Linked DNA regions of Mus musculus: all the other regions are linked to region 3. A link is a loop called in an ENCODE intact Hi-C map of the cell type or tissue named here. Cell type or tissue: left cerebral cortex. All regions are shown on one strand.

Region 1 (4,000 bases), 180 kb after region 3:
ACCAAGCAAACCAGTCACTTCAGAGTAAGTGTAGCCCATTTCTGTCTAGGGCTGATTGTCAATGTCTCCTGGTTTCTGACTTGTATCTGCTGTATAAATACATATACAGACATAGACATATATATCCTATTTCCTGTTCAACTTAATGGCCTTGTCATATAGAACTTCTGAGCTTTCTGGCTGAAAATCTGATCTTTGGTCTTCAGTGCTATCACAAGCATGGGTTCTGGTTATTTGCTCCAGGTGAGTTCTCAAGATTTGTCTCTCCTGATCTTTGCATTTAACCTGCAACTTCACCACACATGTCCATAACAACCCTAGATGACAACCTGCCAACACCACTGATTCAGGGAATAACTGCCATGGTTTAATTGGAAAATGATCTCAAATAACTGTAAAAGATATATTAATTATGGGAGTATGTTATATCATCAGACTCATCTGATTTCCTTCAAACATGGTTTTGGTTTAGCCTCCCTCCTCGCCATCAGAACTAACCTAATATGGAGGAGGAAATTTCTTTCTCTGGACTAAAGGCATTCTGCTATCTGGGCCTGATAACCTTGCTGGCTGGTACCTCTGCCTAGCTGTGACTATCAGCAAAGCTTTCTTCACATTTTTAGTGCCCTGATTTTTCTCTTCTCTTTTTTCTTTTCACTAGCAGCTGCTGTTGCTTCTTTAACTCATATTGGGCTCATACTATTCCACAATACACAGGAAGTAGACATTATTATGGCCTGTTTTCAGACAGGCAGGACTCACACACATTTGAGAGGCCATGGCCAGAAGGGAGACGAATTCTCTGAAAATTATGCACTAACACGGAAAGAAAAATGTCAGAGCTGCAAAAACAACTCTGTATTGTCACTGATCTCTTATTAGGATCTTCTTGAGATCTGAAGTCTTAAGCAACAAACACAAACCTTGGAAACTATTCCTATCACCCTCCATTTAAGGGATTGTTTTTTTCTTCCCGAATTACAATAATCATTTTCTGATTTTCAACGTTTTTATATTTTCTTCGAATACTGCAAACTCTTTGAAGACAGGGACCACAATTCATATATTAATTTCTACCAGCCCCAGGCATAACTAGCCTGCAGCACATCCTGGTTGTTATTTAATCAGTTAATAGTCTTACTCTCTAATAAACTCATGCCTGTACTATGGTTTATTCCCATAGAACAGTATGCTACTATTTACTGATAATAAGTTAAACAACGTTCTGAGGCTTTTGTTTTTGAAATATTAGGAAAAGCCCAAACAACAAAGCCTGATTTTAAAAAAGCGCCACAAGCATGTCACTACAGATGCCCAGCAGGCCAGAATTTCAGCAGAGAAAATCCGGAAATGCAGGGCCAGTGGGAGAAGCCCTACAAATACCGACTCTTAAAAGGCCTCAATGTTCCGAATTCAACTCATATTTCAGGCAGCGGGTCTTGCAGTTTCCCAACTACATTTGAGAACAATTCTCCGGACTTGCAGGTGCAGACTGAAGACTTAATATGACAGGGGTTGAGAATGTTTTCCGACACAACACTGGCAAAGACTTGAGAGGCGGGTTTCCCAGGAACCTATCTATTCTCTGGGTCACCTGCGCAACGTGGTCATCCCTTTTCACTTTTAAAACGAGGGCAGTGGATTAGGATTTGGAAGGCCCCCCTTTCATTTCTTAATCTAGTCTAGTGCCTTAACACGATTTGAAGAGAGAACTAGGTTGGAGAGGACAGTTGCTTTACTAGTCCACATCTGAGTTCCGCTTCGGGTTTGCAGGGTTGGGTGAGGCACTCCAGGGCTGGCTTCCTTTTCGGTGGATCCTCTGACCGGCTAGAGCCGGAGCCGAAAGACCGGCGGGGATTAATACCAGGTCATAAACAACCTCTCACTTCCCCTCCCCCGCCCCCTCCGGGCCGCCCCAAGGCCCGGCCTGCTGCAGCCGCGTGGGCCTGCGCGCTCCCGTATTCTTCGTCCGTTCACCCTTCTTGGCCCTGCGTTCTCAAATCGCGACGCAGGGCCCTCACCCACAGGTTGGGGGCGGCTTCCACTTCCCTTCTCCCGACCCTGTCACCGCGCACAGCCAAAAGGCCGGCCGCCTTGACACACACGCCTAGGGCCGCTGCCCGCCCTCCGCGCGCCGACGCAGTCCCCGCCCCAACCCGCGGTGCTTCCGCGGCCTGTCCCCGCCCCTTCCCGAAGCCCGCCTCCCGGCTGCGGGCTTCGGGCCGCCCGCCGCCCCTTGCGCGCTGGCTCTAGCGTGCACCCGCTGCCCCGCCTCCGCGCGTGCTCAATAACTGTCCTCTCGGTCGGCCTGCAGGCTTCCCCCGCCCCTGAGCTGTTTGAATATGCTAATGAGGCTGTAAGGACCAGCCAATAGGGCAGTGGGCCTGTGGATCACATGACCCGAGTACGTGTCAGGGGCGGAGCCTACGTAGCCCCTGCCCGAGTTAAAACCGGAGTGTGAGAGAGAAAAGCGCTTCAGTAGCGAGAGGGGCTGAGAAAGTGGTGACACCGCTGGGGTGCGGAGGGAGTCTCTCAAACTTCTCTCAACAGCCCCAGGGCCAATCTCCCCTCAGCCCACTCCCCTCTTCGCCAGATCCCTGGTCCCCACTCCCTGCACTGGGGGTGGGGTGGGGAACTGGGCCCGTCTCCCGCGGGGACACACACAGGGTCCGGGAGTGGGGACGGGACCCCCAGGCCGGGGGGGACGGACGGACAGACGGCCGCGCGGCCGCCCCAGCGGGCAGGCAGGCCGGAGGCGGGGGTACGGCCGGGAGGACCTGGGCTGGGGAGTTTCCTCTCAACTATCGGGGGAGAAACTCCCCATAGCTGGTGTTTTCCTCCCGGGGGCCGCGTTCCCCGCCCCGCGTATCGGCGGTTGCCGCCGCCGCCGCCGGTGCTTCCACCTCTGCCATCTCTTCACCACCTCGGGCCCCGGTGTCCCCGGCCAGCACTATGCCCATCTTACTGTTCCTGATAGACACGTCTGCCTCTATGAACCAGCGCAGCCATCTGGGCACCACCTACCTGGACACGGCCAAAGGCGCGGTAGAGACCTTCATGAAGGTACCGACTAACCCAGCCCCGGTGGTGACCCGGACCCGGTGGCCCGCGGGGGGCAGGGCGGGGGGCAGCGGGTTTACTGCGGGCTCCGCGGGCGCGGGGACCCCTCCCCCACCGCGCGGGCGGGCGGGCGCTGGGAGCGGGCTCTGCTGGGCCTGGCCCATGTGGGGCTGCTGTGGGTGCGGGGGGCGGCGGAGGGACGGCCCTGCGTGTGCGGTACTGTGGGGGCGGCCAGCGACCCTTCTGCGACTGGTAACCTCGCCTCTGTGTTTCCCTCTCTCCCGCCCGTCCCCACCCTGGCCCGCAGCTCCGTGCCCGGGACCCTGCCAGCAGAGGAGACAGGTATATGCTGGTCACTTTCGAAGAGCCGCCCTATGCTATCAAGGTAACAGCCCTCGCCCTCCCCCTCCCTTCCCTGATCCTGCCTAGCTCGCCCTCCCCGCCCCCTCTTCATTATGCTCCCCTCCCCCACGGCCGCTCCCGCCTCCAGGTCCCTTCCCCGCGGCCTCCCACCCCTCCCCAGCCCGGGAGCGTCAGCGAGGTGGCAGTTTCTGGCCCACCGCCGTCCCCTCCGGGTCCTGCTCGGCCTGGCGGCGGAGGCGCTACGATCAACATGGCCGACATTTCCCCTCCGCGGCGTGAGCGGCAGCAATGAACTGTGGGGGATATTTATTCAAGTTAGCCCGAGTGACAGCGGGGCCCAGCCTTGCCTAGCCCGGGTTTGCATTAAAAGGGAATCAGCCAAAGCTGGCAGGGAAGCCTGGAGGGGGGCTTCGAGACTTGGTCATCACAGAGTGGAACTAGGAAGGCCACCGATCGGTGGGACAGCTGTGGTCAACTTAAGAAGTCCTGCTGCCATCTGCCTCCCACTAGCACCGTCGCAACACCCGTCCCTTGCACACAATTTGGAGGATGTTATGTTAGCAAATTTCCCAGTGAA
Region 2 (4,000 bases), 300 kb after region 3:
CATGAATTCTAAAAATTCTTGTTCGTTAGGAGGCAATGACTTCCTCTTCCTTGGGATGTAGAAGAGCGCTAGAGCATCTCACATTCTGGGTGCCTTATACAGCTAATTAATTTCTGCATGAAGATTTTAGTTGCTTTCTCCATGCTATGAATGAAGTCCACATGATCTCCAGTCTGTTTCTATGGTTTCCTTCCTCTGTTCAGATACATTAATCGGCCTGTCAGTTTATTATGGATTTTGGTGCCTTTCTTCCCATTCAAATCTGAGTCCACATTAATTTAGTCTTCATTTCAACAGTGTTTAAAAATAGAACAAAACTGTTTTGACTAGCACACAATCAAGCGCTAGATGGTGAAGGGATGTCTCCCAGCAGTCTACACCTCCGTTGCCTTTTTCTTGTCATCTCTGAGATGTGGCTGTGTTCCCCTGCCTCAGAGCAAGGTGAGACAGCTGCGGTTTTCTCGGTGATTCTCCAGGTCAGCCAATCATCTCTGCCAAGCTCAAAAATGCACCTGCACTCCCAAGGGTGACCCCAGCAGACATGCCCTTCTGGAGGAAAGACGAGTGGTGCCATTTTTATTTGCGGTTGAAGAGCCTCATCCAAAGATGCTGGGATTGTCAGTCACACTTCTTCAAAAAGGCCAAGCTGTCAATCCAACTGCTGCTGCAGAGCATCCCCTGCAGTGTTGCTGGCAGGAGCTCTTGTTGGCTCAGGACACAGTGTGCTGCCAAGGTTAAGTACACGAGCCTTGGGGCCAGGCCTTGGGACAAGAGACAGGACTGGTCTCTCTTACTGGCTGAGAGGGCTGGAGCTACCTTTTTCCTGACTTCTATGAACCTCCCAGTTGCTTACCTATAAGACTAAGGGAACAAAGGTCTACCATTGCTGGGAGGTTCAGGGGAGACAACATCAATAGCCTCTGCCAATTTTCATAACTTTTGGTAACATTTGGGTCTTGAATGCCACCTAGACATCCAGAGTGATGCTACCAGTAGGTGGTATAATTTTTAGGAGATGGGGCTCTCTAAGAGGTATGTAGGTCATTAGGGTGTGCCCCTAAAGAGACCGTGGTCTCTTGTCCCCTCTTTCCTGCTCTTTAGCTTCCTAGCCATGAGGGGAGATGCTTGCTCTACAATGTGGCTGCTGTTACTGCCACCCTGCACTCTTATGGGAGGCCTGAAGGTGATGAAGGATTCTCCCCTTTCCCACCCCATCCCCCAGCAGAGCACAGGCTGGAGCCTCCTAAAGGAACCAAATGGACCAAAGAAACACTTACTCTCTATCAGTTGTTTATTTCAGAAAGTTTTGATGCTGACCAAAAGCCAGTACTCAACATTGGTGACATGCTAAAGCCAGTACCTGCCATTGGTGGCATGCTAAAGCCACTACCTGCACTGGTGACATGCTAAAGTCAGTTTCTGCCACTGGTGGCATGCTAACGCCAGTTCCTGCCACTGGTGACATGCACCCTGAGCCTAGAGTTGTGCTGCTTGTTGGCCCACACATCCCCATGTCTTCTGATTGTTTTGAGACAAAAAGGCTCGGGCAGTCTTCAAACTCAAGATTCTCCCGCCTCTGCCTTCTAAGTGTCGGGGTTTGGCCTGACTGATTTCTTATTTTTTAAAAAGCATATCTGCTACATGCTGGCTACTTTGTTAGACACTTTTTTTTTTCTGTACACGATTCAGTTTTATTTCCATAGCAACCCTACCAGAAGGCACTCCTACTTCTCTGAAGCGAATGAGGTCCTTGAGGCTCAGTAGTTGAGGCCAGGTCATGTGGCCCATCAAGGACGGGGTCAGACCTTGTTCTGGTCTCTGATTTTTGTCTTTTTTACAATTTTTGAAGACTGAAAACCTCATTGCCCTCAACTTTATAGTTTCGGTGTTGTGGGCAGGAAACCCCCTGTAGCCGTCTAACAGCATTGCAGAGTGGTGGCTCAAACAGCAGGAACATATCTCCCTCTTCTGGAGGCTGGAATCCCAGCCTGGAGGCTGGACTGCAGTGTTGGCAGGGCGTGTGTTCTCAGTGTACTTTGTTTAGCTGGCAAATGATGTCTTTTCCCTATGTCATATGGTCGTTTCTCAGCAAATGCCCAGTCTCTTCTAGTAAGACAGCGGTCATATTGGACTTGCCTCTCCTAATGCCCTGTTTTTAGGGTCTTTAGCTCTCTAAAAGCTTTCTCTGCCCATGAGGTTATATTCTGAGGTTCTGGGCATTAATTAGGGCTTCAGTAGACACATTGCTATATCAAAGAGAGCTTGTTATAAATACACCCACAATGAGTGTCACTGTGATTTGTCACATTTGATGGTGTCATAAGAACCTGTTTCTCATCACTGTTGGGTAGGCTATCAAGAAAAAGGTCTGTGCATGAACTTGATGTGGGCCCATTGTGACACTTGAGGTACTGAAGTATCATTTGGTGATAGACTGCGGAATATCAGGGAGGAGATATGTTAATGGTCGTATTAATTATTTATAGTCTGTATATACATATGAATACATGTATATGTATAGAATTTTTATTAGTATATGTAGGGACTAAGGTACACATATTTGTATCTAGAGAGTAAATATTATGACAAGAGCATGTATTTTGTATACATATATGCAGTGTGAGTGTATGAGTGTGTGTGTGGTATGTCTTTAGTGGCTGTAGCATGTATTATATTTTATCTATGCATATATGAATATGAGCACACAGTATACACGCGTATACAGTCTGTTTGTGGTAGCATCCACAGTGATTATGATACACTCCTTCGGCTGCTGGGGATGTCTTCCTTTCTGATCGTAACTCATCATTACTGTCTCGAGATGCTTTTGCCTCATTTCCAGCTGCATGCACTACAGCTTCCTTAGAGCATTTAAGCCACCGAGTTTACCTCATTTTGCAGTAATGACAGCCCCAGGAAACGCACAGATTGGATTAGCACACAGCACTGTTATTTCGGCACCCCAGGGAGCCACAGCTGTGACTCACAGCTGTGAAAAGCTGCTTCAGCCCCACTCACTTTCCTTAAATCAGCAATGACCTAAACAAATGAACCCGGATGCCCAGGGAATTCATCTGGAGACGGTGCTCTGGCAACTGGAGGCACACAGGACAGAATGAAAATTTAATAGCTGCCAACAGCTGAAGTAGCAAGCCTGAATTTATGGATTTGTCAAGTGTAGTCCTCCAGAGCTCAAATCCCTCCCAGAAACTGCCACACTGTTTAAATGGAAATGTGGTAGCGGTCCCAGGCTCCCTAACTTTCTCATGTCATGGAAATGTGTGCATCTGCTTCTCCTGTAACGTTTTCAAGGCAAAGCAGCTCAGTGTAGTACATTTTTAGAGCTCCTAACAGGAGTGAGATGCAATGTAGGATTCCTAAGGAATTCATTAACTAGCAGAAAAGATGTATGCTTCCAGCAGCCTGTGACAGGCATGGGGGAAGCTGGAAGGAAGGATGAGGTAGGCAGATGGGAAGGAGAGATTAACTCTGAGATGTGTGAATTCTGAGGGAACTATCAGTGAGACATTTCTCCCTGGAGAGAATATGGGATCTGGGTCCTCTCAGACTTTATTGCTTCCTTTGCTTGGAGTATATGCAGGGGTGGGGTGGGGTGGGGTGGGGGAGCCAAAGGAAGCGTGCTGATGTACTTGAGAGCAGTGGTAGTGCCAGTGAGGAGAGGAAGACCTTGTGAGGTAAGGCTCTGCAACGATGGGAAAAGAAAAGCAGCAGAGATGAGGAAGAGCAGGATTTCTGTCTTCTCAGAGGATTCGGATGGAACACAATACCTATGCTGAACACAGCATAGGCAGAGCCCAGTGCTGGAAACAAATCCTCACAGTGACACACTAGCAAATGGTAACTGGGGAAGAGCAAAAGGGTGTGAACACTTTTAGTTTGCCCAAGGGCACTTTGACAATTTTTTGACTGTTATTGATTACTTTTGTTCACTCTCTACTTTTTGGAAGCTTTAAAATAGATTAGAGTCTATCTATCTATC
Region 3 (4,000 bases):
TTTTAAAAAGATTTATTTTTATTTATATAAGTACACTGTAGCTGTCTTCAGATACACCAGAAGAGGGCATCAGAACCCCTTACTGATGGTTTTGAGCCACCACGTGGTTGCTGGGAATTGAACTCAGGGCCTTGGAAGAGCAGTCAGTGCTCTTAACCCCTGAGCCATCTCTCCAGCCCATGTTACACATGTTTTATGAATATAATTGTTACTGGTGGAGTCATATCCTATACCATGCATGCATGTTGCATTATTGCTTACTTACTGGATTTACCTAAATGCTATCTGAATATTTACATTTGTTTATATTAAACTGAATATTATAAATTTGCTAAAATAAGCATTTTAATAGCTATCCATATTTTTTCATTTTTTTCATCTTTTACAATGTACGTGAGTACCTTCATGCAGGTGCCTGTGGGGGCCACAAGGGGGTGCCAGATTCCTGAAGATGAAGTTACAGGTGTCATAGGCCTCTTACTGCGAGTGCTGAGATTCCAGCTCTAGTCCTCTTCGAGAGCAGCAGGCTTAGCTGCTGTGTAGACATCTCTCTGGCCTTTCTTTACTATTATTATTATTTTTTTTTAACAACAGGGCTCATGCTGGCCTCCAGCTCTGGCTAAGTAACTCCCCTGCTGTAGCCTCCTGGGTAGCTATGTAATGCCACCCCTTGCTCCACATTTTTATTGTTTCATAGACAAGAATGGCAAATGTAGAACTGGGCCAGAGGCTAAATGGTTTTAGAAACCTGATACCTGTTACCAAAATGCTTGTTTTGGTAATATTTTTGAGACATATACAAAAGCCTTGCAAAACTGAACTCAGAGTTAGAAGCTGCTGGGTCTGCCTTTGCCAAAGCGTGACAGGTAACTTCCTCACAGTAAGTTGGGCAGGCTAATAATTAGCTTACAGAGGGCCTGAGCCAGTACTCAGACCACAGTGCTTCTTAAATTAAAAAAAAAAAAATTCATCAAAGTCAGTACATTACACTCCAGGCTGAATTGAGGAGAACTTGTGAACTCCCCTTCTAGGGGCCCCTCTCTTCCTGTTTAAATTTATTAAATGTATGTGTGGGTGTTTTGTCTGCATATACACCATGTGCATGCCTGATGCCTATAAAGCCCAGAAGAGGGCATTGGATCTCTTGGAAGTAGAGTTACAGATGGCTGGGGATTGAACCTGGGTCCTCTGGAAGAGCAGTCAGCGCTCTTAACTGCTGAGCCATCTCCAGTGGTTAAGACCCGATCCACCTCCACTCCTTTAGGTGCCATTAACTCCACTGCCCTGCAAGCTTCTCTCCGACTGCACTAAAGAGGCTCCCTTACTGCTTGCAAGCAGCCCATGGGCTGTATCAGGGCTTCACGGCACTTCCGCCCACATAATCTTGATGAATTATCCGCAACTGTTTGTCTGATGGGATTCCAGGTTGGTCTGAAGGGGAGTAAAGGTAAGGATTACACTTCTTTTACTGACCTCAGAGAGCAAGCTGATGCTGGTCAGCTCAGGGGCAATCTACACACAGAGTCAGACCTCACAGAAAGATGGGTGCAAGTGCCCATTTAGCTAAAGCTAAAGTTCTCAATGTAACAGTTTGAAGACACACATTCACATAGGAATTTCTTGGCTTGCTCAGTTGCTTTTATTGTAGTCAACACTATTCCTTTGGATTCTCCTTAACAGTGAGTAAATAGGACTGAACCTGTGACCAGAAGGCTTTGATGGATTAAATTCAAACCCTCCTGTTTCTCATTTGTCCATGTTCATCAGAGCACTTCTTGGATTGGGCGTGGTGGTTCACACCAGTAATTCCAGCACACTTGGGAGGCAGAGGCAAGAGCATTGCTATGAGTTTGAGACTAGCCTGAGCTGTACAGTAAGACCTTACCTTACAAAGCTAAATTACACAAATAAAGAAGATGTTGCTGATGGTCAAACTTACAGTGGTCAAAATAGGATTTACCGATTTGTTCAGCTCAAATTTAGAGGTTTTTAGTAGAAGTGTGTATCAAGAAACTACTTTAAAAAAGAATCCTGATATTTGACTTTTAGCTCCAGGAAAAACAAAACAAAACCAGCAGAGGGGGCTAAGAACACAAAATTCCTTCCCCAGATCTCCACTGATATTGCTGTAGAGGTGGGCTGATCGTGCCCCAGTCCACATTCCCAGTTGACTTTCTACCCCAGTAGAGAACACACGGAGCCAATGGCCAGCGCTCCTCATCAGTCAGAACAACAGATCCAAGGCCAGGGCTCCCCATGAAGGAGAACAATGGGAACAATGCTCAGGGCTGCCCTGAAAGAAAAGAAAACCATGGAGCAAATGGCCATGGCTCCGCACGAAGAAGAATGTTGGGGTGAATGACAATGGCCCCATCTACAGACACCGAGGACCTCCTGAGACACGGATGGAAGAGACACCTCCTTACCCTAATGGATCTTACTTTGGTCTCTGTTTGATCGTTATTTAAAAGCCTCTTCTAGGATTGGTATCTGGCCAAATCTGGGACTGCACAGGCACAGAAGAGGAGGCCCCTACACAGGAAGAGCTTAACCCTGTAAACTGAGCCTTCAAGGTAGCTGTGCTGTGCCAACTGGTGCAGCTCCCTTCTGTACGAAGCACCTTGACTGCTACATTTGCTCTCACGTGAGATAACAACCTTCCTGAGCCATGCTATCTGCCTCAAAGATACTTCATGATAAAAATGAGATGAGACTGCTTCAAACTACGAGAAAGGTGAAGACCCAATACCCAAGTAGCACATAAGAGCAAGCATGCATAAAACACAACTCTCGGCCATATCTAGCCAAAACCATGGTGGTTAGAAACAGCTGCTCACCCCGTGGACTCAGCAATAAGAACTCAGGGGACCCAAGTGGCTTCTACAGAGGCCAATTCTGCCTAAATCAAATCTGGCTAGTTACCAGGCATATCCTTCCTGCAACCCCCTGCTCCAGGCCTCACCGACACTAGGCAAATACCCTACCCACTGAGGTACACTCATAGTCCCCACTGCGATGATTTTTCAACATCCTACATTTTATCTGCAATCTATCTATTCCCCTCCCCTACAGGAAAAGCCCATTTTAAGACATGGTTTCTGGAGCTGGGGAGATGGAGCAGCTAAGAGTGTAAGCTGCTTTTAAAGACCAGGATGTTGCAACTCCCGCTCCTGGGGATTGGATGACTGTTTCTTGGCTTCAAACTCATTGTTTTTTCAAGGACAGCTAAGTAAGTCCAGGATAAGCCTTAGGATCTAAAGTGACTATGGCTTTCTTACTGGCTACCTTGCCACAACTGGGTCCAGTCTTCCTTCAGACAGACAGGTGTGTCCTCAGAGGGGTGAGCAGCAGTGCCAGCACTCAGCAAAGGCTCTTTGATCTCTGTGCCCTGGTTGTGCCAGTGTTCTTCTGGGCACCCTCTTGCTCCTTCCCTAAGAATCCAGCTCTCACTCATTCCCAAGGATTTCCGGTCAAGCACCAGCTCCCCCGGATGGAGCCCTGGTGCTCCTTCCCATCCTCTGTCAGCAGCAGCATTGCAGCTCAGCCTGTCTCTCTCCCTCCGGACTGCGAGAGATTTGAGGACAACGATGCTTCTCTTTCTGACCAAGAGCATTCATTGAGATCAACTCCACAGAGCAAAGGGTCAGGAGAAGGGGAACTGAGGCAGACTTAGGGATTCTGAGAACAGCCAGAGGCAGAAGGCAAGCATGGAGGCAGAGTGTGCTATCCAACGACATGAATGAAGGCAGCAACGGCAGAGACAAGCGGCCACCATGGAAGATGCTGTCAAACTTTAAGCACGACAAAGTTTTAAACACATCCCAGCAGACCGTGGGTCACCTCAGGGAAAGCACCTCAAATGAGGTAACAGATACAAACCAGAGGTAAAGGGCTGGAAGGCAAATGGGAGCTGACACCTCTGGAGGAGCCGGGGGCATGGCATTCCTGTAAGAACTGCTGCTGCCGTGGGTGTGCAACAGTCCTTTTGCAATGGAAAGTG

The links. Hi-C counts contacts between places; a loop is a spot of excess contacts. Peaks named below come from ENCODE experiments on the same cell type or tissue, not always from the same donor. Only the 100,000 strongest peaks of a DNase experiment are listed, where the experiment ranks them.
Region 1: it touches region 3 in a loop (5-fold over the local background); 13 of 42 quality-filtered maps call a loop at or near these places.
Region 2: a loop joins it to region 3, with 2.8 times the contacts of the local background. A loop is called at or near these places in 2 of 42 quality-filtered maps.

Annotation. Positions count from the first base shown.
Region 1 is chr14:62,759,611-62,763,610 of GRCm38, reverse strand. It overlaps Ints6 (integrator complex subunit 6), which reads left to right and starts at 2,499. Exons shown (of 19, transcript NM_008715.2): 1 at 2,499-3,063; 2 at 3,368-3,445. The coding sequence starts at 2,953. 4931440J10Rik (RIKEN cDNA 4931440J10 gene) reads right to left here and starts at 3,110. Exons shown (of 7, transcript NR_045503.1): 1 at 3,025-3,110. In left cerebral cortex, a CTCF peak has its summit at 2,054; DNase peaks (open chromatin) are centred at 2,358, 2,953, 3,478, 3,706 and 2 more places; H3K4me3 peaks cover 2,706 bases; H3K27ac peaks cover 2,695 bases.
Region 2 is chr14:62,637,252-62,641,251 of GRCm38, reverse strand. All of the region lies in intron 1 of Gm52153 (a long non-coding RNA gene), which reads right to left. Among named protein-coding and RNA genes, the nearest start is that of Gm23816, 4.2 kb to the right of the region's middle. In left cerebral cortex, a CTCF peak has its summit at 1,939 (motif pointing left); DNase peaks (open chromatin) are centred at 220, 1,916, 2,992 and 3,377; H3K27ac peaks cover 1,401 bases.
Region 3 is chr14:62,936,055-62,940,054 of GRCm38, reverse strand. The region is part of intron 6 of Wdfy2 (WD repeat and FYVE domain containing 2); the gene reads right to left. Among named protein-coding and RNA genes, the nearest start is that of Defb48, 46 kb to the left of the region's middle. In left cerebral cortex, CTCF peaks have their summits at 120, 418 (motif pointing right) and 2,072 (motif pointing right); a DNase peak (open chromatin) is centred at 2,095.